Linked DNA regions of Mus musculus: region 1 is linked to region 2. A link is a loop called in an ENCODE intact Hi-C map of the cell type or tissue named here. Cell type or tissue: heart. All regions are shown on one strand. Each heading gives the region's core, and the rest is flanking DNA. Links, peaks and the distances in the headings are about the cores only. Region 1 has its middle 37 kb from the start of Cyp46a1. Region 2 holds the start of Eml1 (echinoderm microtubule associated protein like 1).

Region 1 (15,870 bases), core at 4,690-12,689, 51 kb before region 2:
GAGTTTGGGGGTGCCTCTGGAGCTACAGGCTGGGTTCCTGTTGTACTCCCTCCTGTCTCTCTCTGGTGGGCTAGCCAGGCTTGGCCTGTGTTTTACAGGCAAAGCCACCCCTGACTTGTCAGTGCCCGTAGCAGCCCTTTTCCATAGCCACTTGGCAGGACACTGTCTCCCATGTTGTCCTCAGCCCTGTCCTGCTTCTGCCCTGCTCTGATTCCACCCCCACCCCAACCCAAGGCACCTCTGAAGCTCACCAGCTATCTTCCCTATGCATGTGGGCCTCCAGTTTCTGCCACTGCTGGGCCTGATCCCACAGGAGAGAGCCCCCCCCCCCCCAGCACCCACACAGAAGGGCTGAGGGTCATTGCCTCTGTGCTGTCAGGGCACAACCTGGCCTATGGAGGACTGGCTTCTTTCAGAAATGTCCAGTTGCCCATGTTAGCATTCGGTGGCTTGGACTGGTAATGGCTGAGCCTGGGCCTTCACCTCCTTCCAGTCTTAAGTCCCCCCAGGGGACAGGACACGGAAAAGTCAAGGTCACAGTCGTGATGGAATTAGGACTCACTCACGGACCTTCATACCTGGTGGCCGGTCACTGCAGGCCTGAGTCGGAGCTCTGTGCTGGAACCTAAAGATCGGAGAGAGGGAGAGGGCAGGAGGACCCTCGGCCAGCTCCTGGAGGGTTGGTGCCCTGCCTCGACCTCATGAACCACTCCCTGCGAGGGGCGGGGCTCTCAGTCCAGCAGAGGTCAAATCCTGACCTTACCTGTCACTGGCTTTGCAGCTTGAACTTCAGTTTCCTCATTCAAAAGGAAGGGCTTCTAACAGGACTCCCTTCTCTGGGCTGGTGGAGCCGTTAGGTGTGATCATGAATGGGGTGGAGTGTGGTGCAAAGTCTGGGGATCCCTTCCTGCTGGCCATTATTAGCATCTTTATTGCTTGCTCCTTGTAGGGGAAGGCAGGCTTAAAGACCTGCAGTCCTCAGAGGAACCACACGGGGCCACTCTGGAGCAGCTCTGGCATGGCCTGCTCATTCACTGTGCCACCAGACCCTGCGCCTTCCACACCCTGCCAGGTGCCTGGGTTTGGGAGGCAGCAGTGTAGGCTCTTGCTGGCCAACAACCTGGCCCTCGGTTTTCAATGCCTCTCCTAGAGATAGACCTGGACTGTCGGATGCTAGGCAGGGGAAACCTTATGTCCAGAGCCAGGTGGAACTCGCAGACCACAGATGGGAATCACTGATCAGAAATGCACAAAGGGGAGAAAGCTGGGTGCAGGCTATCTCATGTTACCTGTGATACCCTCCCCAGGGACTCTGGAGGGTGGCTATCTCCCTGGCTGCCTGCCTCTAGGCAATGGTGACCTTTTCTGAAAATTTCCTCCCTTGTAAACTCAGACACAGGAATGTGGGGGGGACATGGACTCTAAATCTGTGCTCTGCCCTGGCAGGAAGCTTCAAGTATTCATGGTCTTGGGCAGGCAGTTTATATTCCTCCTTCCCCTATACTTGAGACCCTTTAATAGCCAGTCTTTCCAGCTCTTTCCAGGGTGGTTACCTCTACAGGAGGCATGCTGGGACTTCTCACTGGGGGCGCGGGGGGGGGGGGGGGGAGGGGGACGGACGGACCTGTGGGTTTTAATCCTCCAGAGGTGGAGTCCAAAAAGAGGTTGGGGGCTGGCTCACTGGGAAGCACCCACCTTGTTGTGTTCAGCTCCCGACTGTTCCAGGGGAGCTGGGCATGGGTAAGAGTCGGGGAGAGCTGCAACAGGAGGATTACGTCCTTCCAGTTAGCCAGCCAGGTTCCAGGGTCTATCCAGGACCCACCTCTGCTTTTACTCCCTCCTCAGTCCGTGGCTGGGGTTAGCCTGAGCAGAGTCTGTAGCCAAGACCTTTGCTGGCCTTAGTACCAGGGCAAGGACCTGTGTCTGTGTGAGAGACCCCAGGCAGGGGCATTAGTACAGGCAGCCTTGTGGATAGGAACCCTCACCTTCTCCCTGACAGCAACAATTCCTAGCGTGCTTCCTGCAGAGGTAGTCCCTCCGCTTGGGACCTGGAGTGATCCACTCTTAAGGAGCCTCAAGAGGCAGCCACCAACATTGGCATGTTTGGGTTCAACTTCCCTCAAATGTGCATGAGGTCCCAGTTCCATTTATTTATTTATCTATTTATTTATTTGTTTGTTTGTTTTACATGAGTACACTGTAGCTGTCAGACATACCAGAAGAGGACTTTGGATCCCATTACAGATGATTGTGAGTCACTGCTGGGATTTGAACTCAGGACCTCTGGAAGAGCAGTCAGTACTCTTAACCTCTGAGCCATCACTCTAGCTGGAGGTCCCAGTTCTATAGATACATCTTAAGGGGGCTTTCCCTGTCACAGGGCCCAAGGCAGGGTGGGGGCCTCAGCACCCAGGGGCCTTGTCCAGGACAGGAAGCCTTCCCATGAGCCTCTTTCTGTTTTCACCACAAGGTAGAGTTCCTAAGGCCCTAAAGCAGATGTGAGGGTTTTGACATGAGGAGCCGCAGGTTGTCTCTCCTCCCACCAGGGACACTAGAGCAGCCGGCCTGGCCTGTTTGGCCTCTCTCCTGGCCTGGAGCCTGGAGGCCACCCAGGGAGTGTTTTACTTGTACTTGGGGCTGGGCCAGGGAAGCTGGGGTGGGGGTGGGCACGGGGTGTGTGCAGAATTAATTTCCAGAACTGTGCTGGAGCACACAGTGTGTGTGTGTGTGTGTGTGTGTGTGTGTGTGTGTGTGTGTGTCTGTGACTGTGTGTGTGTGTGTGTGTGTATATATATATATATATATATATATATATATGAACCCCATGTATGTGAACCTTTGTGTGTGTAAGCATTTGTGTCTGCTTGGGTCTCACAGTATCTCTGTATGTTCCCATAGTCTCCTCTTTGCATATAAGATGCATGTGAGTCTCCCTGTACGTCTCGTGTGTGTGTGTGTGTGTGTGTCTCAGGCTGTGTGCAGCTGGGTGTGTCTGACCTTATCCTATCTGGAGGAGGTGTCTGTTTGAATTAGAGTTGGTGGAGCACGCGGTAATCACCGCCCAGGTTAGGCTTTAGGCAAGTAGCCTTCCTTCTGTGCTTGGCCCACATACTGAGGCCAGGCCTCCTCTGCAAGGCCACCTGCTCAGGAAGTACTGCTCGGTGCAGACATGGGCCGGTTTTCAGTTCCCACCCACTGAGGTGCCAAGGGAAGCTGTGTATTCCCTCACCCAAAATCAAGGGAGAAGTGTGTTTCTAGAAAGGAGACCCTGGACTCCCAAGGCCTGGCCAGGCATATGACCCATGGGAATGGGAATGCCAGCAGAGGGAAAGAGGATAGGAAGGAGGCATCCTCTCTGATCATGTCACCCAGACTCCAGGCCTAGGGCTGGACCCCACTGATGTCTGGTAAATGTGTGACCCTTTATACCCTATTCTCGTGCAAAGGTCACAACTCCACTGACATCTCTCATCTCACCTGTAACTTTAACTTTTTCAAACTTTATTTTTAATGAAGGTTCTTAAATGCTTTAACCTCCCTTGTAGCCCACCACCCATCAGAGGTAGTGAGGAAGAAAGGATACAGGGGTGGGTGGGAAGTGGACCTGTTTAGAAAGGTTCTTTGGAGCAACTCCCCTCTGTGTTGTCTGGAAATCGGCAGTTCGGTTTACAGGTCAGCAGCGGCAGCTTGATCCACTCACCACACTTCATGGAATCACTAGCAGTCCATTTCGGTAGAATCAGCATAGCAAACACAAATCAGCAGTGGTGGCCCTACACAGCAGAGACAGCCAGGCCTCAGCCTTGGTTCAAGTCAGCAGGAGGGACCTGGAGGAACACCAGGAGAAGTTCTTGCCTGTGCCTCTCAGGGAAGTGAAGATCAGTGAAGACTTGAGACCCACAAGCACTACACAGCTAGCTCTGTAAGCAAGCCAAGCTCTGTCTCCATCACTGTCCATCAAGTTCTTTATATCTTCCCTCCAAACATCACGTGTCCTCCATGGGTCTTGCCTCAGCTGACATCACTCTGCCAGTCAACCCCAGTCCAAGGAAGCGGCAAAAAGGCAAAAAAGCCGGCACACCTCTAGAAGTTTTTTGGTGCATTTTTTCTCTATGGAGTCCTGAGCAATGCAGTTCAACTACGTCCGCAGTGTAAGGCAGACCAATACATGTGTGTCATTAGCAAAGGCTCCTTCATCACGTGACCTTCCGTAGGCTTGCTTTGGCAGAGCATCCTCTCTCCTGTGTCTGCTTCAGCTAAATGTTCCTTCACGAGTCTGCCTTAGTCTTTCACCTGTGTCTGCTTCAGGAAAACACTCTTTCACATGTTTGCCCCAGCAAAACACCATCCGACACAACTGACTTTCCAAAGAATCCTTAAGTTTCCACTTTGCCATCAGCCAATCTCGTGCCACTCTTGAGGTGCCATGAGCTCTTTCTCATGCCAGGCCCTCCTCCTGCTCACCTCTACCCCTGATATTTCCTAGGATTCTGGTGAACAGTCCCTCATAGAATACCCCTCGACCACATGCCCCACCTGCCCTGCCATCCTGACCTCAGCCCCTCCACATGCACCAGCCTGGAGCCTCAGGAGACTGCACAGAGCCTTGTTAGAGCCCTGGGAGTGGCCACCATGCTGTGTCCCCCACCATACTGTGGAAATTGGCACCAGGTGCTTGTGAGTCCTGGGAGCTGGTGGGCTCAGACATGGTCAACTTCAGCATGAACTGGTAGAGGTCCTATTGAACATGTGCAAGTGCTTGCCTTACATGCATATACACACTCCATACATGTAAGGCACATGTATGTACATGTATACGCGATTCCATGGGAGCACATATCCACATCATCACATACATACCCTACATGCCCACCACCAAGCACACGTATACACACATGCACAGCCACCTGCTCACAGATTCTCATACATGCAGTGGGCTCACTCGCATGTTACTATTGACCTCAAAGGCAAGAGAACCAAGTTGTTTTTTTTTTTTTTCTCCTAACACATGTTCTCACAATAAAGAGAACAGGAAGGGGCTTGGAGCCAAGGTCAGGAAGGGGAAATAGCCTGCACACAGGAGCTGACACTGGGCTGTCCCTCTGGGTGGGAATGCAGAGCCAGACAGAGAGACGGCTCCAGGGAAGGAGGCAGAAGCTTCCTTTGGCAGCTGGTGGCAGAGAGCATATGGAGGCTGGGCCCAGGCTTGTCCAGTGATTGGGAGGCCCATGTAGAGCTGGCATCTGACCTGGTTCATGTGCCACCAGGCTCCCTCCAGCCCTGGTCCTGAAGTCTGCCCACCAGGGTTGTAGGTAAGCATCCCTGTGGAGCCTCCTCTATAAGTGCCATCACACTAGGATGCACCATGTGCCAAAAGCATGACCATGACCAAAGTACTCATAAAAATAGCATTTAATTTGGGGTTCACGGTTGCAGAGGGTTAGAGCCCATGACCATCATGGCAGGGAGCATGGCAGAAGGCAGGCGGGCAGGACACTAGAGCAGATGCTGGCAGCTCATGTCTTAATCCACAAGCACAAGCACAAGAGAGCAAACTGGGAATGGTGTGGGCTTAAGAAAGCTCAGAGCCCACCCTCCTTGACACACCTCCTTTCAACAAGGCCAGTCTACTAATCCTTTCCAAACAGTTCCACCAAGTGGGGACTAAGTATTCAAATAGATAAGCCTACAGGGGGGTGTTGGGGGCATTCTTATTCAAACCACCACACCCCAAGGCAGGGCCCCTCCCACTGTAAGGTAGTGGCTGCCCCAGCTCCGACTTCTCCACAGCACCTATTCTGCAAGCACTACATGCTTTGGTCTGAGCTGAGGAAGGAGAAGATGTGGTGAGGAGGAGATGGAGACCCCAGGGCTCTAGAGACAGTCCCCCGGGTTCTGCTTTGCCTCTTCTTTGATCACTTAGAATTAAAGCCTTAGTTGGGAGGGACACAGTAAGGTCATTTGTTGCTGGGACTGAGGACATTCGCAGGATGCAGGCAGGGCATTCAAGGGTAAAACTGGGTACATGCCAGGCAAACATGGTGGCTAGTTAGTTACCCTCAAGGGACTCCGGCAGCATTGACTCCAGCCCGGCCTGACATTTGGACTTCCTTTATGTCTCTAGCCAGGCTGTTCAGCTTTGTTTGCACACTTCCCACCGTGATGAACTTATTACCCATCCACACAACAGGGCTAAGCGCAGGAAGGACCAGGCACTGACCACAGCAAGGTCAGGGTTGGTAGAGTTCAGGAGCAGGAGCAGTGGACCCCTGAGATGCCTCAAGACAGTAAGAGGAGGAGGGGGAGGAGGGGGGGAGGAGGAGAGGGGAGGGGGAGGATGGGGAGAAGGAGGGGGAAGAAGAGGGGGAGGAGGAGGAGAGGGAGGAGGAGGAGGAGGAGGAGGAGGAGGAGGAGGAGGAGAACAAAGGGAAAGGACCTGGCATAGGACACGACATGGGCCAGGCCAGAGGAGCCTTTGAAGTTTTGAATTCCTTTGCTAGTTTTTCCTGGCCCGTGGGCCAGTGCTGGGTGAGGGGAGCTGTGACTCTTCAGCCCTCCGTCCTCCCTTCTCCTGGAAAGGACTTCCTTTGAGACCTTGTGATCACAGCCCTCTGTGGCCTCTGAGTTAGAAAAGGCCTCAGTGCCCGTGCAAGACTTTCCAGGGGGGCCCAGAACTAGTTTTTTTTTTCCTTTTGAGGTTCAGTGGCCCTCAGTATCAGTATCTGACTCCTCCTCTGGGAAGCTCGCCTGGCTTCTCCTGCCTTGATTTCTTTCCTCTGCAGGAAAATATACTTCCTGCCTGGACAGTGCAGTTACCTTCAGCCTGTACTGGGGACCCCTGCCATCCCCTGCTGGGGACTGCCGCTTCTTCCTTTGTACCTTCTGGCTCACATTCCTGGAATGGAGGCTAGAGCCAAACAACTCTATGTTTTCATGGGAAAGCATGAAAACTTTCTCCAGGAGCTGGCGAGATGGCTCAGCGTGTAAGAGCACTGACTGCTCTTCCGAAGGTCCTGAGTTCAAGTCCTAGCCACCACATGGTGGCTCACAACCACCTGTAATGAGATCTGACACCCTCTTCTGGTGCGACTAAAGATAGCTACAGTGTACTTATGTATAATATAATAAATCTTTGGGCCAGAGCAAGCAGGGACTGAGCGAGCGGGATTGACCTGAGAGAGTGGGGACAACCGGAGTGAGCAGGCTTGACAGAAGCGAGCAGAGGTCCTTTCAGTTTCCAACAACCACATGAAGGCTCACAACCATCTGTACAGCTACGGTGTACTCATAGACATAAAATAAATAAATAAATCTTTAAAGAAGAAAGAAAGCATTCTCCCTCTCTCTGATTGAGACCCTTTTTTTCTTTGAGCTGCTTTACTTCATGGGTCTCACAACTGGAATGATCCCTGGTCCCAGGGGCGGGGGGATAAGACAGGGAGTCCAACACTGGGGTGATACCCCTGGGAGCCATGGCCCTACAGCAGAACTGCCCCTATCTATTGGGAACCAGGAGGGGACTCGGTTGACTCTTAGTCACGCATACAGCAAGCACATACTAAATGCTTGTAGCGGTGTGTTCTATCAATCACACGTTTCCTGTGTGAGCACAGAAGTTACTCACTTCCTGCTGGGAGCTCCTTCACACAGCTCCCCAACATGGGTGGAGCAGAAAGTACCCTGTGTGTGTCCAGAAATGTGGGTGCTCTTGGCTAAACAAAGGCAAAGCTTCCTATGCCTCGGAGACAGACAGCCTGGCTCCAGATCCCGGTTACACCCCTAGAGGGCTGGTTTCCCTTCAGGGTCACTTAACCCTGTCTGTGACATGGACCTGATGTGGCTGTCTGGAAAGCTGAGTGAACTGAAGTTGGGTGGCTGTGCTCGGTGTGCCTCTTGGAACCAGCACACACTCACTGGCAGCGTCCCTTGGGATCCTCCTTCACTAAATGTCCATAAATGGTCCTGACTCAGTAGGTGGGACTAGACACCAGGAGAGAGGAAAAGGCATTCCATAGTCTCCAGAGCTGGGTTTCCAGAGACTGGTCCAGCACCCAGGGGTGCAGTAGCTTCTCGGGCAACATTCTGGGGCTGCTGAGGAGAGGCCCCAGGCAGAGGAGGGCAGTGCCTAGATTTATCCACCAATCGCACAGGTTCCTGGCACGGGGAACACGCTCTTATCTGCCCAGCCCAACATGGGGGGGTGGCCAGGCTGGCGAGGCAGGACACTGCCTAGGGGCTGGACACGGAACAGTCCCAAGCCAGGCTGGGTGGGTGACGGCTGTTGAGGGCTCTGAGTGTCCCCGCAGGCTGGTGGCCAGCTGGCTGCCCATCTCCCCCACCATGTCGGACGGCGAGGGCCCCTCAGCTGGTGAGTGGCAGTGCTATATTTACCGGCCATGGCTCCGGTTGCAAAGGCAAGGCCTCCGGTCACCAAGGGCACCCGGCCCCCCACGGGCTGCAGGCAGCAGTGAAGTGGGGACCCCTTCCTCTTAGCTTGACTCCTGGTAGCTGCAGCCTAGCGAGGCAGTTTGAGTTTCAAAGCTCAGCCCTGGCCGCACCCCCTGATTTCCTAGTAGGCTTTAGCAGGAAGCCTACCTCTAACAAATTCTTGGGCTGTCAGCCTGGAGAAGGGGCAGGGCTGACCACAGGATTCAGGGATCAAGCTGTGGGCTGGGCTTTAGAGTGGGTGCAGGGTGTATGACCTTTGACACCATATGCAACGGAAGGGGTGTAAGCATTAAGCTGGGACAATCTCGTAGGTCCTGGGAGGTTTTCCGGGATCCTGAGCCCACTGGGATGTTCTGATCAGCTCCTGAGGATTCCTCCTGGGCTGCATGGAGGTGGCTGGGGATACAGGTGGGAGGAGATGCAGTCGGAATCCAGTTCCTACCCATATACCCTGATGTGTGTAGGATTAGCTACCTGAAATAGTAGAAGCTGAGAACTACATACTCAGTGTTTACCATGGGAAGTGGTCCAGGCTACGGTCTTGAGCAACTGGTTTATGTCTCTGAGCTTCAGTGTCTGTAGGTGGCAATGAGAACAGATGTGGCTACACACCTACCGTGCGGTTTGCGAAAATTATGATAATGTACAGAAGTGTCTGCTGGTGTCAGTGTATCATGAGTGCAGCGGTTCCTCTGAGACAGGATAAGAAGGTACTGTGAGCAGATGCTCAGTAGCAAACATGGCCTGGGCATCTTCCCTTGGTGTCCTTAGTTAAGACATGGCTCAGCTCTGGCCCATAGAATCTTTATCCTAAAACCTCACCTTGGTGATTCTTCGGCATTCACAGGCATGCCAGACTGTCCCGGGAGGCCCTGTGGTATCTGACGGACATTCCGGGCCTGGCTCTGTATGTGCCTGTGTGTCAGGATGGAGACATGGACAAAAGCAGGCTGCCCTCGCCTGCTTCCACCGGGCGCCAGCAGAGCCGGCCGCCAAGCTTTACTCCTATGGTTGCGGAGGCCACCAGTGCCTGGGGAGCTGCCAGCGTCCGTCGCTGGCTGGCCTGGCCCCACACCTGACACAAACCCGGAATAGCTCTCCCTGCACCAGGGACAGAGCCCTAGTTTTAGCAGTCTGTAAAGCCACCCGTAGGTAGAGTATTTCAGGAAGGCTAAGACAATATTTAGGCTGCCAGGATCGTGGTACGGCACTGAGTGTGCATGGTATGTGAAGCCTGGGGCCAGGAGAGGACTTATACTCTTTTTCTCTTCTTTGTCTGGGGGTGGGGTCAGTACTGGTTTGCTTTGTCCTGGCTCAGCTCTGACAAGAGACCCTGCGCAAGCTCTTGGAATCGTTATGGCTGTAAAATGCAGTGCCGTGCTCTTTGTCTTCCTTCTATGGGTCTGACACAGAGCCTCATCTGAGAATATAAGCAGGTCCTGCTGAGGAGGCTGAGACAGGAGGATTTCAAGCTTTAGGCCAGCCTGAGGTACACAGAGAGATTGTGTCTCAAAAACCAGAAACAACAGAAAGCAAAATGGAAAGAGAGAGAGAGAGAGAGACCTTTTCCCAAACAACAACAACAACAACAACAACAAAACCAAACGAGACTAAGGCTGCAGCCTGCAGCGGAGGAGACTCTCTGTTCAGAAGTCTCCTGGAATTCATCTCCAGACATTCAGGCTTCTCTGGGATGCCTGCCTCCAGCAACAGATCCAGGAGGCTCAGTGGAATCTCCCTGTTGTCCCTAACTGGTCTCAGGGCCTGTAAAAACAGTCTCAACATTCATGAGGCTTGTGAGCCCTTGGGCAAATCCACTCAAAGGGGCCATCGAAGGGACTCTGTTCTTCTTAACGCAGTAAGAGTAAAAGAATCCAAAACTTGTAGCACCATTAAAATGATGCCAGTCTTTGTTAGCAGTGTGAGGGGGTTTATAGTTCAGGCAATAAATAAGCTACAGGGCAGAAAATGGAATGACGATACCCAGACACCTTCCTAGTCCTGGGTGTTTTGGACGTGCCATTTACTGCCTAGAGGCAAATGACGTGACTCCACTGTTCAGGCAAGGGAGATGAAGTCCAGCAGGCAGATGACATGCCCAAGGTCATCGTCTGCTGTAGGGTCTAGCAGAGGCTGGACCCAGAACCCCTATTCTCTGTGCTGGGTCTGTCTTTGACCCAGGTTAGGTCCTTTATTCCAGGAGTGTCATCTTGCCTTCAGCCACATCCCTTCTTTTCAGAGATTGCTAGGTAGCTCAACACTGCCTCCAATCATCTGGAGCCTGTAAAAAAAATGTGGTACCTTGTTAGGGCATGGGAGGAAATTCCGTCAAGAGGGGAGCACAGCGGGCGGCGCAGGCTCTGGGATTTATGGCCTTAGGCCTGGGCGGGCAAGCCTACAGGAGGCTTAAGGTTACCCAGGAGTCAGCGTTGTATTTATAGCAGGAACTGCCGACCCACTGAAGGCACAGCTTTTTCAAAGCTTGTGTTTCAGACTAGGCTCTACTCCTTGGGTGCAAGCGATTCTTGGATGCACCACTTCACCAAACAAAGCGTTAGTTTCATCAGTGGTAAAATAGAGACATGCCCCATTTCTCATTGGGTCTGCACTTAGCACCTTCTGGACATACAAAGTGACTTATTCCATACAGTCCAACATTCTTTACAACATTCAGTCCCTTTCGGTAGGAGGAGCTGGCAGGCCTCTGGGCTGTCAGTTTCTCTGTGCTTAGGAGGGGAAACAAAGTAACCAAGCAAGTCTGAGCGTTAAGAGCAGGGTGCTACAATATCAGAGAGCAAGGAAAGTAGTCTAACCAGCTCAGGGTTCAAATCTCTGCTCCCACTCACTGGCTCTGTGGCCTTGGGCAAGACACTTACCTGATGGGTGAACATTTGTCCTGTTAGAGAGCATGTGGGGGGGGACTCTGTTTGTGGTGGTGGACAGTAGCTGAGTGTGTGTGGGGACAGTAGCTGAGTGTGCACCTGGTTGTTGGGTGACTCTGTTTCCTTCCATGTAGCGTCTGCCAATTCCAGTGCAGCCACACCACTTGTCCCTAGAGAGATGGCTGCTCTGGATACTCTCGTTGGGGGAGGGTTGCTCTATCAAGGTCAGCTCCCTTCATACTACACTGCCAAGAGATTCTCTAAGAAGGCTCTGACATCCTCGCAGGGTCTCCTGATCCTCATCTCTTGAAGCACTTGGCTCTCTGCCTCAATTCAGAGGCTTTGCCCCAAGCCTAGGGCCCGAAGACACTGAGGCGCCATCCATAACGCACCTGCTTCCTCCAGGCCCACAAGAGACCCGGTTGCTTTCTCCCAAGGCCTCATGTGGGGTCCCTAAGCAGGCACTGAGACGCCTCCACCTCCTTCCTTACCCCGGCTTGACTTGAGTTTCTCCCTGGAGACTCCTCAAATCCACGCTGCCCAAGACTCCAGAGCAGCTGTGCAGACCTCGGAGGACAAACCTGACAGCTGTCTCTGCCCTGGATTCCGGGTAGGCAGACACTGTGAAAGGGACAAAGAGGACCCAGGAGTGACTCTGGGACATAGAGGAGGCCTTCAAGATAACTTCAGGCCACTGGCTGTAGAAAAGTTTGTCTGGGCTAGCCTGGGTTACTCTGAGGATCTGAGCCAAGCTCCCTGCCTTGTGCTTCTCAAGACTCATGAGCTGGGCTCACAACAGCAAGAGGAGGTGTCATGTCCAAGTTGCAGGGGCCCCAAAGACAACCGAGGAGCCATTTGCGATGTAAACACATAAGAGTCTTTATTAGTTCTCAAACAAGGACTCTCGTGAACCTCATTACAGCAGGTCAGAGAGAGCCTGAGTCTAGGGGTGCAGGGCATTTATTGTAGTTACATCAAGCTTGGGGAATTTCTATACGGGTCAGCAAGATAATCTTTTAAAAACTACATTTCTGGAGTAATCTTTAGGAACTGAACATAGGGGCAAACCACCTGACAAACAGGATGGCTAGGTTATCTATTCTCTGCAGGATGTCTCGAGTTATCTCTATGTACCTTGACCCTGCTGTTGGGATGTTTGCTCAAGTGGACTTCATGGTTTTCTTTCTGGAGTTGGAGTTTAGCCCCTGGTCTCCCACAAAATGGAGTTTCTTCAAAAGCAGAGTTGGTTGGGCTTTGCAGAGAGGGATGTGATCTCTGTGTTCCCAAGGCTGAGAGACAGCAAAGCAGCCTAGGTTCTGTGGCCGCTGACCGGATGATTGACACTCCGCGTCAGAGCCTGGTAAGCATCTCTGGAGGAGATGCCCAAATACTCTGCTATTCTGCTTTCTGCGACAGTAACAAAGTCCCAAGACTAACCCATCACAAAGAGGAAAGGGCCATTTTGGCTTCACCGTAGGGCCTCAGCACATGGTCACTTGGAATTGTGGCTCTGGGCCTGTGGCAGGCAGGACATTGTGGTGTGAACACAGGAAGCAGAGGGGTGGGGGTGGGGGAGGGGATAGGGTCCTAATATTTCTAGGCCACATCCCTCTAAGGGACACTCAAGATGCAAACCACAAAGCTGGCTGGGACACTGTTCTTAGAGGGTGGTCTCTGGGCCCTGAGGCTCTAATTCAGGCTGCTTGCCTTCTGGGTTTCATGGCTTCCTGATGTCCCTCTGCCTAGTCAGGTAACTGCAATCAGGATTTGTTCTATAGGTAGAAGGGAGCCAGGGAGGCCACTGCAACCAGGAGGGACCCGAATGTTTGATGTGCTGTGGACAGAGGCACTGGAAAAAGACTCGGGAGGTTAAGAGGTGGGGGAGGAGCCAGCAGAACTTCAACAGCTTTCTTTTCCTCCTCCTCCTCCTCCTCCTCCTCCTCCTCCTCCTCCTCCTCCTCCTCCTCCTCCGCTTCTTCCTTCTCCTCCTCTTCTTCCCCTTCTCTTCGTCACCCTTCTCCTCCCCGCCTTTTTTTTTTTAAGATTTATTTATTTATTATATGTAAGTACACTGTAGCTGTCTTCAGACACATCAGAAGAGGGCATCAGATCTCATTACGGATGGCTGTGAGCCACCATGTGGTTGCTGGGATTTGAACTCAGGACCTTTAGAAGATCAGTCAGTGCTCTAAACCACAGAGCCACCTCTCCAGCCCCTCTCCTCCACTTCTGTATTCTCTCATTCATCACATCCTGATGCCAGTTTCCCTTCCCTCTGCTCCTCCCTGTCTACCTCCATTCCATCCAGCAGAACTTCTTAGTTTCAGCTGTGAGGTGGAGGTGACACTGTGACATTGGGACATTGTAGGGATCCCATGAAATGATGCCTGTCACTTCCCTATAAATGAGGAGTCTGGGAGAGGCAGGAGGGAGGAGGTGGCTCTCTTTAAATGATCACTGCAGTTGTGGTGAACACTCAAGATACAGCTGACATGAAGGGATTGACCTGAGCATCACCGCACTGCCTCCTGGGAGATGTCGGGTGTGGAGAGAGCAGTTACAGGTGGAAGTCCTGGATGGGTTCTCTCATTGCTGTCCTTTATCATATTTATATCACACTTTCGGCTTATAGTATCCACAGTATGCAGGGGGAAACTGAGGCCAAGAGAGAAAGAAAGACCGGCGATGGCCCTGTGAACCGTTCTCAGGGCGCTTGCTCTCTCTAACAGGTCCCACCACACCCCAACACTGTGCTAAGGGATCTCACTCTGTCCCTCCCGTTCAAAGCCAGGCTACTGGCAGACACGGGAGGAGGGTCTGCCTTCTTCAGGGACCCTTCCCCGAGATTTGCAGCTCTAGGGGCACTGCATGTTGGAGCACCCCTCTACCTCCTGCTATCTCACTGGGCAGTATTCCTGAAGAATGCCAGCCCAGCCTGTCCTGTGTTTCATGCCCCTTGTGGGAGTGCTGAGGTATTGGGTGTTTGGGGACAACTGACGCCCTCATTATCCTGCGTTCTGGCGTAGGCCTCTTTCTCCTTCTGGATTCGGGTAAGTTATGTGTTGTATTTGACACTCACTGGTCCCAAATCCCTCAGGTTAGCCACAAATAACTGCGTGCGTGTGCCCTCCCTCGCCATGTGTAGGGCTCATACAGGCTCAGTGTGGGCCTCACACATGATCTTAACTCTTAGCAACATATGAATGAATTCTCCTTGCTTGAACCCTGCTTCAGTGTCTCCGGAACCCACGAGGACTTCCTGCTTACGGGAAGAATCCCAGGGCAAGCATACAGGGGAGCCGTTAGATATTCAATATGGGAATCTTGGGTCAAGTGGAATTGAGCATGGTTGAGAGAGCAAGATGTTCTATTTGTTTGGATTTATTATATCTTGTTTATTCATTTTGCATGTATATGTGTGTGCACAGTTTGGGTGTGTGCCATATGTATGTGTGGTGCTCAGGAGACAGCTTGTCTGAGTGGTTTCTCTCCTTCCACCACGTGGGTCCCAGGAGTTACACTCAGTTTATCAGGCTTGGAGGAAGCACATTTACCCACTGAGACACCTTGCTAGGCTCTGTATTTTTATTTTTTTCACTGTGTGTGTGTGTGTGTGTGTGTGTGTGTGTGCGCGCGCGCGCGCGTGTGCGTGTGCATGCTTCCACATGTGCATACCTATGGTCAGGGGACAATGTAAAGGAGCTAGTTCCCTTCATCTACCTTGTGGCCCGTCAGCTTGACAGCAAGTGCCTTTATCTCCTGTGCCATCTCACCAGGTTCATTTATTGTATTTTTTTAAAAGAATGTTATTAGCATTTTGAACCCCAGACTATTTTATTCTTGAGATTATACAGTCTAAATAAGCACCGGAAGTCTAAATAAGTACCGGAAGTCGCTGAGGCAGGTTTAACCAATCAGTGGCTACCCAGGCAGTGCCTCACACCTTTGCTCTTTCCATTTTGCTTTCGAGGTTGACACTCATGAGAATGGCCTCTTGGGTGTCACTGACGGCACTGAAAGCCCACGCATGCTCAGTTTGCTGTGGAAAACACAAACGGCAGTGGTTCGTAGTGGTACAAGGTCTTCATTCATGCCAAGTTCATTCTAGTCTGGTCCAGGTAGATCCAGTCCCTTACACAGAAGCATCTATTGGGATACTTCCATACCGACCCGGGTCCAGAGAGCAGAGACACCAGCATGGCCAAGCATACGGCCCCACAAGAAGTGATGGGCATAGCTATGCTGGCATCTCATTGGCCAAAGCATGTCACATGACGTACATGAAGGCAGAGGGTGGGTGTCTGAGTGAGTAGTAGTAGTAGTAGTAGTAGTAGTAGTAGTAGTAGTAATTATTTCCCTGTTGTTTCCCCCCTTCAACATTTTTTGTAACTCTACAGTAATCCACTTCAATTATGAAAAGCTCAGAGCACATTGTGTAAACCGTGGCTAGCAGACGGGTGCGTTGTAGGTCACATGACTCTCAAAATGCCAATCATTCAAAGCAAGGGGCGAGAATTTTCAAGCCATCTTGCTCTGCCAC
Region 2 (15,870 bases), core at 2,834-10,833:
GGGTCGTCATCCCCCTCCCCCAAAAGGAGGGAAAGTTGGATTATGGAAAATACAATGATACATTTCATATTAATATTGGTGCTGAGAAAAGCTTTCAACCGATCTGCGAAGAGCTAGCGTGGAAATGCTTGGCAGAATGGTTGTCATTAACAGCCGACGATCCGTTCCCTCTCTGCATGGGACTAGATCAACAGGGCTGGTTCAGAGGACTAAGATGGCTGAGGAGACAGCCAGGGCAACTTTATCTTTTGTTGGACAAACCTAGGGCTACCTCTGGGAGGCCTCCCCAGAAGTCTGAGCAGGGCTCTCCCTTCCCCCAGAGGCTCTGCTAGCAGGCTTATGGGGAACAAGGATGAAGGGGACACTGGGGACTTCTCACTCTATACTCACTTCCTGTCACAGAGCTGTGGGTCAAATGCCAGATCTGAGAGTTGAAGAGGTTTTAGTTGGGCTAAAATGATGGGTGGAAACCAATAACATGACATGTAGCAGGAATAAAGATTAATCCCGTCTTTAGAGAAAAATGGAATCAATTAGTTCAGCACCGGATGGAGAAAATCTGACATCAGTTGTTTGAAAAAGACTGATAGGTTTATGATTGACCATGGGCCTACATTCACCCCTTGGCTATATCATCATCACCACCACCACCATCAATATCAATAATAAAGTCAATGAGAATCTTAGGTGCATCAATAAGGACACGGTATCCTGGGTGCTAAGGATAGCCACACTGCTAGAGAGGTTCTCATGTGTTAGGGATGGGCCTCTCTTCAGGTAAGGAGTCTAGAAGCTATGGACCATGCTACGTATCTAGGTACCCAAATGGAGAATGTTATCCTGGGATATGCATCCTCTCGTCCACATTTGGGAGTGTATTGTGTATGATGGGAAACTGTTTTTTCCCTGGAGGAGTCATTCCTTCCTTCACTCATCGGTAGTTACAGATGGTCTATTTCACGTAACACTGTGTCGTGGTGAACCTTAGAAGCACATACTCCAGGAGAGGAGGGTACCGACGTCAGAGATATGTATGCAATTGCAGGGGATAGGCAGGGGATATGCATGGGGATTCCCACCAGGGAGCTGCTGCTGGGGCAGCCTTGTTGCTGATGGGAAAGGAAGACGGGCACTAAGGACAGGGAGAGCTTGCTGGTCTGATCCAGAGTGCTCAAGGTATGGCGTGACTGAAAGCTGTGATCAGGACTTGTAGCTAACATGGTATGGCCGGGTATCGTAGATGCTAACACCGACCTTTGAGGCAGGGACACAAAGTCTATGTCCCCATGTAATGGTGGGTGACAGGATGAAATGGCATGAGTTAACTCTCTTTGTCTCAGTCCTGGAGCAACGGCACCAACAGGGCAGATCACCACACAGGGTATATTGTGATATTTCTGCACACTTGGAAGCTTCAGGCATGTCGCAGGCAGACAGAATAAACTAGCCTAAAAGGATCATTTTTTTTTTCTTTTGGCAAGGGTATCTAGGATTGAAAAAAGAAATCTATTTAGTCACTGGGATTCTTCAGTTTTGGGAGGGGCTGAGTGTCCCTGTGTCAGGGATGCTGTGGAACAGACAGTTGCATTGTCAGGCAGGCAGGAAGCCACAGTGTAATGCTCCCTATTGATGCTAAGAATCACTCTGTTTTTCATTTTACAGAGCGTTTATCATGCGTGGGTATAATATACATTTACTTACATTGTATTGTGTATATCAGATGCCATTTCTGAGCCAGGATCTCACTAGGTGGCCCAGACTGACTTCAAACTTGTAGTCATCTGTCCCTCAGCCTCCAAAGTGCTGTCATTATAGCTGTGGCCCACCACACTCCATATTTTATATTTTAATACCAGGCCTGGGAGTGGAGTCTGCAAACTAACCAGTCCTTGGCATTGAGATTCTCTGATGACTGTGTGTCTGTTTGATAGGACTTCTATGACAAATGCCACACACTGGGTGACTTTAGCTCTATTGTCTGTGATTCTAGAGATTAGAAGGCTGCCTCCTCTGAGGGATGTGGGAGGAACTCCGCGCTACCTGTAGATGCTGTATTCTGTCTTCATGTCCAAATACCTCCTGTCTTAGTCAGGGTTTCTATTCCTGAACAAACATCATGACCAAGAAGCAGGTTGGGAAGGAAAGGGTTTATTCAGCTTACACTTCCTACATTGCTGTTCATCACCAAAGGAAGTCAGGACTGGAACTCAAGCAGGTCAGGAAGCAGGAGCTGATGCAGAGGCTATGAAGGGATGTTCTTTACTGGCTTGCTTCCCCTGGCTTGCTCTCTTATTGAACCCAAGACTACCAGCCCAGGGATGGCACCACCCACGATGGGCCCTTCCCCCTTGATCACTAATTGAGAAAATGCCTTACAGCTGGATCTTGTGGAGGCATTTCCCAAACTGAAGTTCCTTGCTCTGTGATAACTCCAGCCTTTGTCAAGCTGACACACAACACCAGCCAGTATTCTTCCTCTCTCTCTCTCTCTCTCTCTCTCTCTCTCTCTCTCTCTCTCTCTCTTTCTCTCTCTCTCTCTCGTATGTGTGTGTGTACACATGGGTGTGAATATGCTTATGTGTCTGTATGGAGGTCGGAGGAGGGAATTGGGCATCCCTGGGCCTTGTTCCTTTAAGGTAAGATGTCTCTGTGAGCCTGGAGCTCACAGTTGTTTTTGTTTGTTTTTCCAGCTACATTGGCAGATGTTAAGGCTCAGCATCCTCTTGCCTCCATCTCCTTCACTGCTGGGGTTTCAGGCATGCATGGGACCACACCTAGTTTCTGATTTGTTGCTGGGATCTGAAGCCCAGGCCTCAGGCTTGCTTAGCAAGCACACTTTACTGCCACACCACATCTTCAGTCCGCTAGAACACTTTCATCATTCCAAACTGTGACTGTGACCCCAGCAAGCAGCAGCTTCCTAAGTCTCACATCCCAGTGTCCATCTGTCATTTCTGCTCCATCTTCGATCCTGACTACTCTAGGAAGGTCATGCAAGTAGAACCTATAGTATTTAATCCTTTGGGATTGGCTTAGTCACTCAGCATAATGTTCTCAAAGTTCAACCATGCAGCAGCAGGTGTCAGAAGTCCTTTCCTTTTAAAGTTTAAATCATACTCCAGCCCGTGATAGCTCACATTTTGTTTATCCAGTCCGTCACTGGACTTTATGCAGACTTAGGTTATCCCCACCTTCTGGCTCTACCTAACGCTGACACACATGTGATATACATGACGCTGGCATGTGTGTGGATATACATGATGCTGGCATACATGTGGGTATACATAACACTACATATATGTGGATATACATGATGCTAACATGCATGTGGATATGCATAATGCTGTCTTGCCTGTTGGATATACATAAAACTGCATGCATGTGGCTATACAAAAATCTCTACTTTCAATTCTTCTAACCATATTAACAAAAGTGAAATTTCTGTTTCTTCTTCTTCTTCCCCTTTCCTCCCCTCCTCCTCTCCCTCCTCCTCCCCCAACAGCATTGTGTACTCTGTGCTTCATTCATTCCCAGCCCTGAGTGTGGTGCCTGGCACTGGGCAGATATTTTTGGAGAATGTTGAATGAAACAATAGGTAACACAGCCTCACATTTCTGGGTGATATTTTTCTTATTGTTTCTCTATGAATAAAGGCTACAAAACACCCATTTTTCCTTTCTTTCTTTCTCTCTCTCTTTCACACATTACACAAATGCTGGTATTTATCCCACTGAGCACTGTGGTTACATTGTCCTATAAAGTCTACCTCATTAATTACAATGACAACATTTTCTGGGCTCAGGTCACAAATTATCTCAAAGTGACGTGGAATAATAGTCTGTTAAAATGTTTGGGCACAAAAAAAATCACACATTATCAATTAAGCCTTTAAGAGATTTTCTTTCCTTGAACATCTTAGATCCTTTTTATAATGCTATGTAAATTATACCTAATTGACTTAAATGTATAGCCTTCTAATTATTCTAAATTTTGCTTTTTTTTTTTACCCAAATTTTATAATTGTGGGAAACCAGGACTGTTTAATCCCCAAGGTTAAAAGTGTAATCATGGTCTTTACTGCCCCAGGAGCAAGTGGCCTGGGCTCTGAATGAACTGTTATTTGTAATTTCACTCCCTTGGAAATAATATCCTGTAAGAAAATCTCTTGCTGTGGTTAGCAGTGAACTGGGCGTGCTCTGCTCAGGCATGCACCTGCGGTGGTGTGCTACAGAGGTCGGAGGACAACCTGGAGTCTCAGTTCCCAATTTTACTTTCTTTGAGATTTTTTCTTTCTTTTTCCTTCCTTCCTTCCTTCCTTCCTTCCTTCCTTCCTTCCTTCCCTCCCTCCCTCCTTCCTTCCTATCTTTTATTGTTGCTGTTGTTTTGTTTATTTTGTTTTGTTGAGACAGGGTTCTCTGTGTAGCCCTGGCCATCCTAGAACTTGTTCTGTAGAGTACTAGCCTGGCCTTGAACTCAGAGACTCAATGGCCTCTGCCTCCTGAGTGCTAGGATTAAAGGCTGAGCCACAGCTTCTTTTCGTTGTTTAGCACTGAACATGCCGGGCTAGCTGGCCCATAACTCACACTTTCCCGTGTCTGTGCCCCATCTTACTATGGGGATGCCAGGACTGCCAGTGGGAGCTACCACACCTAGTTTGCTCTGGCCCTGGGCATTCCACTCGGGGCCTCACGCTTGGGCAGCAGGTTCTTACTTCACTTTCCGGGCCCACAGCTCAGCTCTTTATTCCAGCTATCCAGCATGTCCTCAAGTATTTCTGCAAAGTATCGAGGAGAGAGCATAAAGGTTAGGAGGGGAGCAGGGGAAATGAAGAGGGCTCAGAGTGAGTGCACACTGGCATTAAATCTGTCCCTTCGGAAACTAGCTCCCTTACAGATGCAGAGGAGCCACAGGTGCCAGGTAGGGGACAGCGAGGACTCTTGACTGCACCTGCTTGCCAACCCTCCTTGGTCTCATTTTTCTTTCCTGCCCACGGACCATGAATGCCCCCAGTCTTTACCTGCAGCATCCAGGAATCCACTTCCCAACTACATTGTCTCTCCACAATGCTGCAGGTCCCCTGGAGGCCTCTGCCACCATCATGCACGTGGGGTTTTCTCTAGCCTGGTCCTCTGTAGAGATGCTGCTCTACAGAGAAGGTATGACAGTGCCAACCTCCTGGAAGTTCTGTGCTGGCGGCTTCCTGAGGCCATTTCCTCTTCGGAGCTGCTGGCTTCCTGGCTGCTCTTTCCAAATTCTCTGCCTTGCCATCGCTCCGATACCAACACCTCGCCAACTTTTTACTTTCTTCTTTCAACCATGGTTCACTATGATCCCTTTGCCAGGGTCTCCCAGTTCTTGTCACTACAACTGCCAGAGTCCTAATGGAAGATTTGCTGCCCTGACTTGACCTTCCTCATCCTTCTGGGCCTGTCTTACAGTGATCTCCCCACAGCCCATCCTCCATCCTTCCTCCTTCTGATCAGCTGGGCTCTTGGTGTCTTGTCTCTAGAGCACTGACAACACACTGGGTTGTTTGATAACAAGTGCTGACTCTGGCTGTCCAGGTCACACCCAACCTCAGCCCTCTAACCCACCCATCCACCGATGCCTGAGTCTTTCTTTTGTCCTTCCATCTCCAGAGTCTGTCTTGTTCTCCTCCCTCCAGGCTTCTTGTCTAGACCCTTTCCCTCAGCCCAATCTCTTTCCCCACATGTCTGCAACATGAGCCCCTCATTCAGGTCAGGTCAGAGCTCCGAGCCTGATAGCAGGCTCGCTCCTCTTTCTTGCACCATTGCCAGCATAGCTCTCCTTCACCCACCTGGTAACAGTTGAATTAGCAGCATCTGGAGCCCTTCCGTCTCCACCCACAACATATTTTCCACCAAAAGCCTTGTTTTCTAAGTGTGGTCTCCTTAGCTAGGACAGAGACCAGGCATGACATCTCTTCTGCCTACATCTTTGAGGACCAGAGTGACAGATCCCATCCCTAGCCTTGTCCTCTAATGAAGTGTGAGAGACCCCAGAGCCCCGGAGAGGTCTGAAAGTTTTCTTGATAACTTTCTAGTCCATTATTATTATGTGACTATTGTATTCAAGGTCTGGAAGTTAATACCGAAAACTTCAGAATTTTACCTCTAGTGGACAGAACCCACCTTCGGCTCAAGCATTCCTTTCTCTCTAGCTTTCTCGATTGTCACTTGGCATTATCTTTATTTCTAGCCATGGGGAGTAAGGCTCAGATCGTTAACCTAGCTGGCGCTTGTATATATAGGCTGGGTGTGCTACTGACTCTTGGGTTTGCTTTTTACAATATTCCTAAGCTGACATTCTCTGCCTGATGGTGAACCTAGATCTATGGGTCTGTAACAATTTAGTCTAAAGTGACAGCGTCATACGAGTTGGTCACAGAGGAAGGGGAATGAGATAATCTCTTTCTGCATCCTTGGTCCCCTCTTGGGGTAGGGACATGGGTTCTTGTGGAGTTACAAGCCCTGAGCTGGAGAACACGCAGACCAGGGGATACGCCTTGCTGGAAGTGGCCCGGTGGGAGGCGCTATGCTGATAGCAAGCGCCACCGTGGTCCAAGTTTAGAGCAGCAGTTGTCCGGGGTCCCGGGGGGGGGGGACAGCTCGAGGGGGAGAAAGGGTGGGCAAGAGGGTCCCTGGGGTCCGGGAACGGGCTGTAAGCGTCCCTTGCTTTCTCTCCCTTTATCCCTCTACCCCCACCCCCACCCCGTAGCATTCTGCCTGTAGATCATAGGAGCAAGGACCAGGGAGGGGACCAGGGCGGGGACCCAGGCTCGCCCAGCTCTGCGCCCCGCCCGCCACGTCTCCTCCGGACCATGCCACCGAGGCCGCCCCCTCGCGGGCAGCGCGGGTGCCGGGTGCTCGTTTTCGGCGGCGGCGGCGGCAGCGGCGGCGGCGGGCCCGGGTTGCCATGGTGACCGGCGGCAGCCACAGCAGGGCCGGCCCCAGCGCCAGCGCCGCGGCGGCTCGGCAGGGCGCAGTGTGTGGGTGAGCGCGGCCGGAGCGGGCGCGGCCCGGCCTCAGCATGGAGGACGGCTTCTCCAGCTATAGCAGCCTGTACGACACGTCCTCGCTGCTGCAGTTCTGCAACGGTGAGCGTGGGCGGGAGGACAGGGGCACGGGGACCGAGTGGCGAGGGCCAGGCCGGGCCGCGGGCGAGGCCGCGCCAAGTCGCTCTGGTTCCCGCCGGCGCATTGTGCTGGGGCCGCGGGGCCGCGCTTCTCCCCGGCTGCGGGCTCCCGGGATCCCCCATGCCCACCCCAGGCTCCGGGCGAGGGCGGATCTGTGGTTCCCAGAGCCCCAGCGGATGCAGCGGCGGAAAGCGCGCGCGAGAGCCCGGGAGCCCCGGAGCCGGGAGGCCCGGGCAACCTCGGCGTTCCGGGGACGTGTTGCTCTTTCGCTTCCAAACTCACATCTGTTTGGACGGTGCTGGATGCAGAACTCAGCAAACAAATCACTGCTGGAACAAAACCTTTGCAGGATGCACGCAGGGCTGGCTGCAGATGGACCTCCAGAATCCTTTTGGGGTCACTTGGATGGAATCATCACGGTTTAATGTGCTCCAGAGCCTGGGTGGACCTGGCTTAAAAGTGTTAGACCTTATTTATTTTGTTTACGGCATCATAGATTTGTTTTTCCCTATATGTGACTATGTGTGTGGCAGGTTTTACAGGGAGGAGACCACCGCGCTACCAATATGGCATCTTAAAAATATATAGAATCATACATGCTGTAAAGATTTTATAGTCTCTGTAGCAGGGTTGGGAAAGATTTTTCACCGCGCTCTGCATATTTTATCAGAACATGATGTGCGATAATTCATGCACAAAAGTTTACCACACTTTTTTTTTTTTGCATGTTGGGAGTTATTGCTTTATCAGAAGTTTGTTAAAGGGTGAAATGTGGATTTTACAGAATTTTCTCGAGTGCAGTCAGGATAAATTTCAATCCCAGACCCTTGAACAACTGGAGAAAAATTACATTGCAGTTGTAATTGTCATCTAGGGAAACATTTCTTGTTTAGTACCACCTGTTTGCAAACGAGAGCATTAAGAGGAACAAATGTGTTGATTCACTCAATATACTATTTTTCTTTGGTGGAATTTGACTTTTTCTTTTAATGACTATATGTATACACGTACTTGGGTTTTTCAGCTTATGATTTTCATGTGGGGCAGATAGACTGTATTTGGTATTCCGCCGATCACTGGGATACTTTACAGTGTAGACTCATGGGAATCTTTTTGCTCCCGGGTAGGTTGTCTAGATTCTTCAATTAGCACTTTGAATAGTTTCCTTAATTGGCTGATAATCAATCACGTCTGAACAGTTACTTTTGCTGTCCAAGGTAGGTACAACCTTTAGCATAGTTCTGGTGGATTCTCATTGTGTTGGTTGTGAGAGGCATGAAGCTCAAAAAAAGGAATGATAGCCAGGCACAAAACCTTTATGTACCTGTATGTGGGCATATTATTGACAGTTTGACTTTGAGTATGAAAATGGGCACTTTTTGTTTTGTTTTGTTTTTTAATTGGGGCAGCTCTTCAGGGGAGGACACCCAGGTTCTTTGGTAGCTCAGTCATACAGTTGTTTTATTTGTGAGTGTTTTGGTGTCTTGCCTTCTATCAATTGCCAGTTTAGAGATACTGGTATGATATTTGGCTGGTAATGAAGATGTGGGAAGGAAGCTGAAAACCAGCTCTTAACATGCTAGAGAGGTGACAAATTGAAGAACAAATAGCTCTAAAATAGAACAAGAATGGTGCTTTAAAACCACACAAACAGCTGTTGAATGTGCTTCCCTTGAAGAGTTAGCTCTGCGGTATTTATTTTCTGGGGTTACCTTAATGATGAAAGTTTAAAACCAAAGAGACTTTGGGGGATAGACATGGCTGTTATCTAGAGATGTCGTAGGAAACAAATGTGTTGCTGTGAAATTAGTCAGCAGGCTTTCATGAAGTAAAAATATAAATGAATACCATTCAGTTAATTACAATGACAATGATTCGGTTGAAGCAGCGGGTCACAGAGATGCCATCTCAAAAAGAACTAAATGAAACATTGAGAATTTCACTAGGGGCATGGGGAAGAGGGTCCTTTGCCTTTTAAAGTAGAGATTTGCATCCCAATGGCCGGGTCCCAGCAGGGTAATACGTGAACTCACACATTTTCCTATGTCCAGTTCACCTCATGCTTTTCAAAGTGACAGGGACTCAAAAATCTTAGCTGTACTGTGTCATCTTCAGGAGAGGCAGCACACAGCGAATGGATGTCACAGGACAAAGTGCAGGTGGGAGACACATCAGTGAGAGATGCTCCCCTTAGCAATGAGATTTCTAATCTTGCCTCTCAACTGTTTCCTGTTGTTCCCCGGGTACTTGGTCTTTACTGGCTGCCAACAAGGAAGTTCAGAAGCCTCCAGGCTCCTAAAAAGGCTGTCCATGCACATCATTTAGGAGTCTGTTCACTCGTTTAAGTAGAAATCTTGTACATTTTTTTCTTCTAAATATTTAGAATTTGTTAAGTGATCTGGGAATCTCAAACACGTGTGTGTGTGTGTGTGTGTGTGTGTGTATGTGTGTGTATTCGCATATATGGATGCATGTGAATGTATGTGCATGTATGGGGGAGTGGTGTGTGTATGCACATATGGGTGCAGGTGTGTGTGTGTGTGTCTGTGGTGTGTGGGGCAGTGCTGTGTATGCAGGTATGTGTATGCATATATGTGTGCATGTATATATATGTATGTGTATATGAGGGAGTGGTGTATATGTGTATGCACATATGGGTGCAGGTGTGTGTGTGTGTGTGTGTATGGGGAGTGGTGTGTGTACGTGTGCATGCACAAATGGAGGCAGGTGCATGCATCTCTGCGTATGCATGTGAAGGGCAGAGGTTGGCATCTGGTGTCTATCACTCTCTGCCTCACTTTTGAGAGAAGGCCTTTCTTACTGAATCCGAGGCTGGCTGTTTTGGTTAGAATAGCTGGCCAGCAATCTCCTGCCCCCCAACTCTGGGGTACAGGTATGTGTCATTGCACCTGACTTTTATAGTGGGTGCTGGGGATTCAAACGCAGGTCCTAGTGCTTGCACGGTTTACCCGCTGAGCCATCTCCTTAGCCCCACACACTGCTTCTTAATGTTATAATGAAAACAGTTCTGGAAAGTGGGCCCTAGCATGTACACGTGTGCTCAGGCCAGAATACAACTTGAGAGAACAGGCTCTCTCCTTCCACCATGTGGACACCAGGGATGAAGCACAGGGTCTCAGTCTTGGGGCAAGCACTTTTACCCAGTGAGCCATCTCACCAACCATTATTTTATTTTATTTATTTATTTATTTTGTTTTGTTTTTGTTTTTTGTTTTTTGTTTTTTGAGACAGGGTTTCTCTGTATAGCCCTGGCTGACCTGGAACTCACTTTGTAGACCAGGCTGACCTCGAACTCAGAAATCCGCCTGCCTTTGCCTCCCGAGTGCTGGGATTAAAGGCCATTATTTTATTTTTATTAATTGATTTTTATAGTTCTGGGAAACAAATATTTTTACCACACCAAAAAGTATTCATAGTAACCATTAGCAATTAGTACCCTAGCCCCTGACAACCATTAATTCTCTATGCAATCTGGATATTAAAATATATAATATATGTTTTTATAAAAGACGTGTTTTAATTTTGCATATGTGCATTTCTGTGGAGGGTTATGTGATATGAATTCAGGTGTTTGTGAAAGCCAGAGGTGTCAGATCCCTTGCGTCTGGATTTTTGCATGTTTCTGAGCTGTTGGACCTAAATGCTGGGACTCAAACTTAGGCCCTCTGCAAGTACACGCGCTTAACCACTAAGCCATCTCTCCAGCCCCCAAAGATGTTTTTAATCGTCATATATTAAGTATGCACAATAATGGGCTTCATTAAAATATTTTTCCCTGTTATGAATAATGCTATACCAAAATGCTCACTTCTGTGTGGACGTACATCCTTATTTTCTCTTGGGCAGCTAATTAGGAATGGAATTTCTATGTTATGTGTTAACACTGGGTTTATATTTTAATGAGCCTATCTGAATCTTCTGAGATATAAGTATCAAGCTCTTTGTCTAACATTTGCTGATAAAACAGTAAGATCCAAGAGAGACTAGAATAGGAAGGAAATAAGAGTTGTAGGTCCATAGAAACTTCTGTCTGTCGGCTCACCAGGAGTTCAGTGGGCAGACACTTGGCTCAGCAGGTAATCTCATGGCCTTGATTGTTTTCTTAGGCCTTTGAGCTGATTCTCCAAAGGTGAATCAGACAGATGTAGCTGCTCTAGCTGAAATAGAGAGCCCTCCTGTCCTGCCTCTGCCCTGCCCCTGGTGCACTGGACCTCTTGTGACAATGGATGCCCTCACTACTCCTTTGTACAGCTCAGACCATCCGGTCTTGTTTGGAGCCAAAAGTTGGCCCCCATTTTGTTCTCTGGGTCTGTAACAATCAGATTTAATCTCCTACATGTGTCAGTGGATCAGCCTGTGTTTGAAGCCCACAAGCCCTCTTCTAGATTCTTCTTTTGATTAAACGTTAACATAAACAATTTGCAGGGCAAAGTGGGGCGTGCTTTTAATCCCAGTACTCATGGGAGGCAGAGACGGAGGCAGGTGAATCTCTGTGAGTTCAAGGTCAGCCTAGTCTACATAGTGAGTTCCAGGACAACATAGACACTGGGGGAGGAGGGGAGGGGGTTGCTCATTCTGCAACGTTCTAGACCCTTAATCTTGGTTTGTGCCACCTAGACCTGCTTCCTTCTTTTTGCGTTGCTTTTTAACTCGATACAGGTGGATGGGAATCTAGACATGGCGTTTCTGGTTTTTGTTGTGTGTTTGGAGAACAGCGTCTTCTGATGGAGCCCAGGCTGAATAAGAACACTGAACCTCCTGTCCCTACATCCTGAGTGGTGGGACCACATGGACCAGCCTGTGCCACTCTGGCCAGCCCTGGCATGTTTATTTTTTAGTTACATTTTAACTGTTTGTGTGGGGCCGTTGGGGGCCCCATGCTGCCCCTATAGAAGTCAGAGCTTTTCTTCTGGGGAGTAAGTTCTCTTCTTCTGCCACGTGGGACCTGGGAGACTGGGTCACCAGGCTTGGCAGCCATCTTGGCAGCCATCTTGGCATGGTTGTTGAGTGGAGCCAGGCATGTCACCCTACCAATCCAGTCTGACATGATATCAACTCCTTCTCTGGTCATACTCCACACTGCCTCAGTTTACCTAAAAGTCTTGTATTTTACCTGATTATGGCCAAGTTCTTGCCCTTATCTTTTTACTGTTAGTAACGTTTTTGTTTGGGGGGAATTTCCTTTGTAGGCTGTGCTCTCTCAAAGGGCAACCCAATATAACCTGTACCGCACTCACTGCCAGTTAGCTTGGAGGCAGCACAGAGCTTTAAAGTGTATGGCCCTGGCTCACAGCCTTTACTTTCCTTATTCCCTTTGAAGGAGATGTTGAGAAAAATCTTGTCAGGTTCCCTCTGGACTCTGTGTGGACAGAGTAGTATGTCTCCTGCCTTTCCAAGGTGGCCAGGGCCTTCTTTTCTTGCTAATGACCAGGGCCAGTCAACCCTACTTGACCTGCCTGCTTGAATTTCATTATCATTGTAGGATGGTCTTTCCAGCTACTGGGTATTATTTTTCTCTCACCTTGAAATGGAAATTTGTTTTTTATTTGTTTGTTTGTTTGTTTGTTTGTTTTAAGGTCCCACTATTTAGGTCTTGCTGTTCTGGAACTCACTGTGTAGACCAGCCTGGCCTCGAACTCAGAGATCTGCCTGCCTCTGCCTCAGAGTGCTGGGGTTAAAGGCGTGAGGAGCTGCTTCCAACTACAAATTTGTTTTAATTTCCATTTATTTCTCCTGTAAGAATTAACAGTGATTTAATAGTAATATTTAAAAATTTTAAATTGCATTTCTATTTACGTGGTGTGTGTGTGTGTGTGTGCGCGCGCGCATGCGTGCGCGCATATGCATGAGTGTTTGTGCCTGCCTTGCATGTGGATGGAGACTAGCGGACAGCTTGCAGAGACTGACTCTCTCCTTCCACTGTGTGGGTTCAGGGAACTGAGCTCAGGTCATCAGGCTTAATGGCAGTTACCTTTACCAACTGAGCCATCTCAGCAGCCCCCTTATTAATCATCTTAGTCACTTCTGATGTCGGTAATACCGGTGGCTGTCTCTTAGCTATGACTTCTGGTCAGTTTTTCGAAATGACTAAAACTTTAAAAGTTCTAGCTGGATCTAGGAACTCCGGAGGAACCACCTGGACACTGAGGCATCTCCAAGCCCGTGTTAAACTTTCACACATTCTCTCTCATGCGATGGCAGAGCTCTGACTTAGAAGGATAGGGTAGGGTCCCTGGTGGCAAATCAAAAGGGAAAGCCTGCGTGGGAGTGTGAGGGTGCGTGCCCTGCCCATGGGAGGATGCCTAATTGCCGCACGGGCCCTCCACCCAGCGAGAAGCCCATTTTATAAGTAACCACAAGCATTTATGACATTATAAACAAGCCAAGTGCTTGGAGTGGGGGAAAAAACCCTAAATTGTGTTTTAAAAGCTATCACTAATCATATAGAATTTATTTCTGAGATTATGAGAGTCCCTTTCACACATATTTTTAAATTTAAAAGAAGTAGTTGGGATGTATGTCGAAGAAAAGAGAAATAACACCTGCTGTAGGAGTTTCTTCATGCCCTGAAGCTAGTAGCCTCAAAATTTGCATTGCTGAGGACACAGAAAACGGCTCCAAGCCTCGCGCGTTCTGAAGGCGTTCCCTCCAGTGACTCAGTCTGCTCTATTTTGTAATTAGAAGTTTTTCTTTAATGAACTATTAGTTGTCCTTTTTAAAATCTTGGATCAGCCAGGAGAAAGAGGGCAGGTTCTAGTATTGGGGAAATGGTCTAAACGCTTTCAGAAAGATTGCTAATAAAAAGGGGGTAAAGCCTCTTATATGCTCTTATGACCATCGATGATGGAAACCTCCCATGGCCTGACATCTGACAAGCACATTTCCTATCCTGCTGGGAGCATGGCTCTTTCCATACAGACTGGGGAGTCTTCACTTCAGTCAGCACAAAGTATATGTCCTCTAAACAAATGATTTTTGGGAGGAGACTTTTATTTGTTTTTTTTTTCCTAAGAGCATAGCATTTATTACTTATTTAAGAACCAGGTACAGGAGGCTGGAGAGATCACTCAACGGTTAAGAGCACCAGCTGCTCTTCCAGAGTACCAGGGTTCAATTCCCGGCACCCACATGGCAGTTCCTGACTGTCTGTAACTCCAATTCCAGGGCTTCTGATTCTCTCACATATATGCTCACATACATACATATAGGCACAACATCATTGCACATAAAATAGAGATAAATAATTTGCTTTTAACAACAACAACAACAACAAAGAATCAGGTACAAGGTGGGTGTACACTCCCTGTAATCCCAGTGGAAGGTAGGGCATCCAGGAGTTTAATATTGTCTGTACCCAGCGAGCTCAAACAGCCTCAGCTGTGAGATCCTACCTTACCACCTCCATTCCCACACCCATTCTCCACCTGCAAAAAAACCCCAGGTAGACACACTTCTGGCTTTATTTATTCAGAACTCTACCTTTCTTTAAAAACACATGTGGAGTGGAAAACCATATGTTTGCCGTGTTCTCCTAGGCCGCTGGTGGTCATCCTTCTTTATTCTGCTAGCTTTTTGGAAAATATTTAAACTCTTGGCCTTGAATAACGACTCTTACAGGAGCAATCTGGCTTACAATATATATGATGGCTGAAGGCCCAGCCCACCACGACCCAAGCCTGGGGGCTTCTCATGGGACACTTCTTTCAGGGGGCTTTGTAGTCAGAGGGAGGGGGAACCAGCTGGAGGCCACAGGTCCCTAAGGATGCTGACTGTATTGGGGTACAGTCCTGGACAGATGGTGTACTTTGCTCTGTACACCCTTTGTAGAGGATACTGCCTCTGGAGTGCAGTTGAGGGTTCCCAGCTGTGGCCTTTCAGGCAGCACAAAGCTACTCTGGAGAAGGCTTAAAAGCTATTTGGTAAACTAAGCTGGTTTCCGGTGAACACCTACAGTAGGCTGAGGGCAATGTAGAGTTGGGAGATGGCTCAGTGGGTAAAGTGCTGGCCATTCAAACAAGAGGACGAGGATTTGGATCCTCAGCACCTATATCCAAAGCCAGGGACAGCAGTCTGTATCTATAGCCCACCCCAGCACTGGGGAGCAGAGGCAGGAGGGCCTTGCTAACCACCAGTCTAAGTAAAATCCAGGTTCAGTGAGAGGTCCTGTCGCAAAAAGAAAGTGGGGAGCAACTGAGAAAGACCCCGGATCTCTGCTCCAGCCCCACACATGCACAGACACAGACACGTACACATATAATACTCACACATACACAGACAGGTGCACACATTTAACACGCTTATGCACAGACACGGACACGTATACACAGAACTCACACATGCGCAGTCATGGACACATAAAACACACAACTGTGTGCAACACACACACATATACATGTGCACAGACATGGACTCGTACATGCATAACACACACAACGAAATGTTCACTGCGTGACCCCTCTAGACATGGAAGGCTTTGTGTTCTCAGCTCGGTCTTTGCCTGTTTGGTTTGAAGGGTCTTCCCTATCTACTCCTCCAGACTCCGCCCTCAGCCCCCTCCATCCAGTCTTTGTGTATTCTACAAGAATGTAGGCCCCAACTGTGCACATTGTCACACTGTTCTCAGGCTCCAGTGACCCGCTGGGCCCTCTTGCCCTGCCCTTTAGGAAGCCCTACTGTGCTCATCAGTAGTAAAA

Evidence for each region. Peaks named below come from ENCODE experiments on the same cell type or tissue, not always from the same donor. Only the 100,000 strongest peaks of a DNase experiment are listed, where the experiment ranks them.
Region 1: it touches region 2 in a loop (4-fold over the local background); 19 of 42 quality-filtered maps call a loop at or near these places.

What each region holds. Positions count from the first base shown.
Region 1 is chr12:108,362,985-108,378,854 of GRCm38, forward strand. It overlaps a transcript of Eml1 not described here. Among named protein-coding and RNA genes, the nearest start is that of Cyp46a1, 37 kb to the left of the region's middle. In heart, for the core only: a CTCF peak has its summit at 7,782; DNase peaks (open chromatin) are centred at 5,177, 7,897, 8,027, 9,467 and 2 weaker places; H3K4me3 peaks cover 1,489 bases; H3K27ac peaks cover 6,334 bases.
Region 2 is chr12:108,416,145-108,432,014 of GRCm38, forward strand. It overlaps Eml1 (echinoderm microtubule associated protein like 1), which reads left to right and starts at 6,672. Exons shown (of 22, transcript NM_001043335.1): 1 at 6,672-7,117. The coding sequence starts at 7,051. In heart, for the core only: CTCF peaks have their summits at 6,566 and 6,845 (motif pointing left); DNase peaks (open chromatin) are centred at 6,547 and 6,907; H3K4me3 peaks cover 1,888 bases; H3K27ac peaks cover 1,365 bases.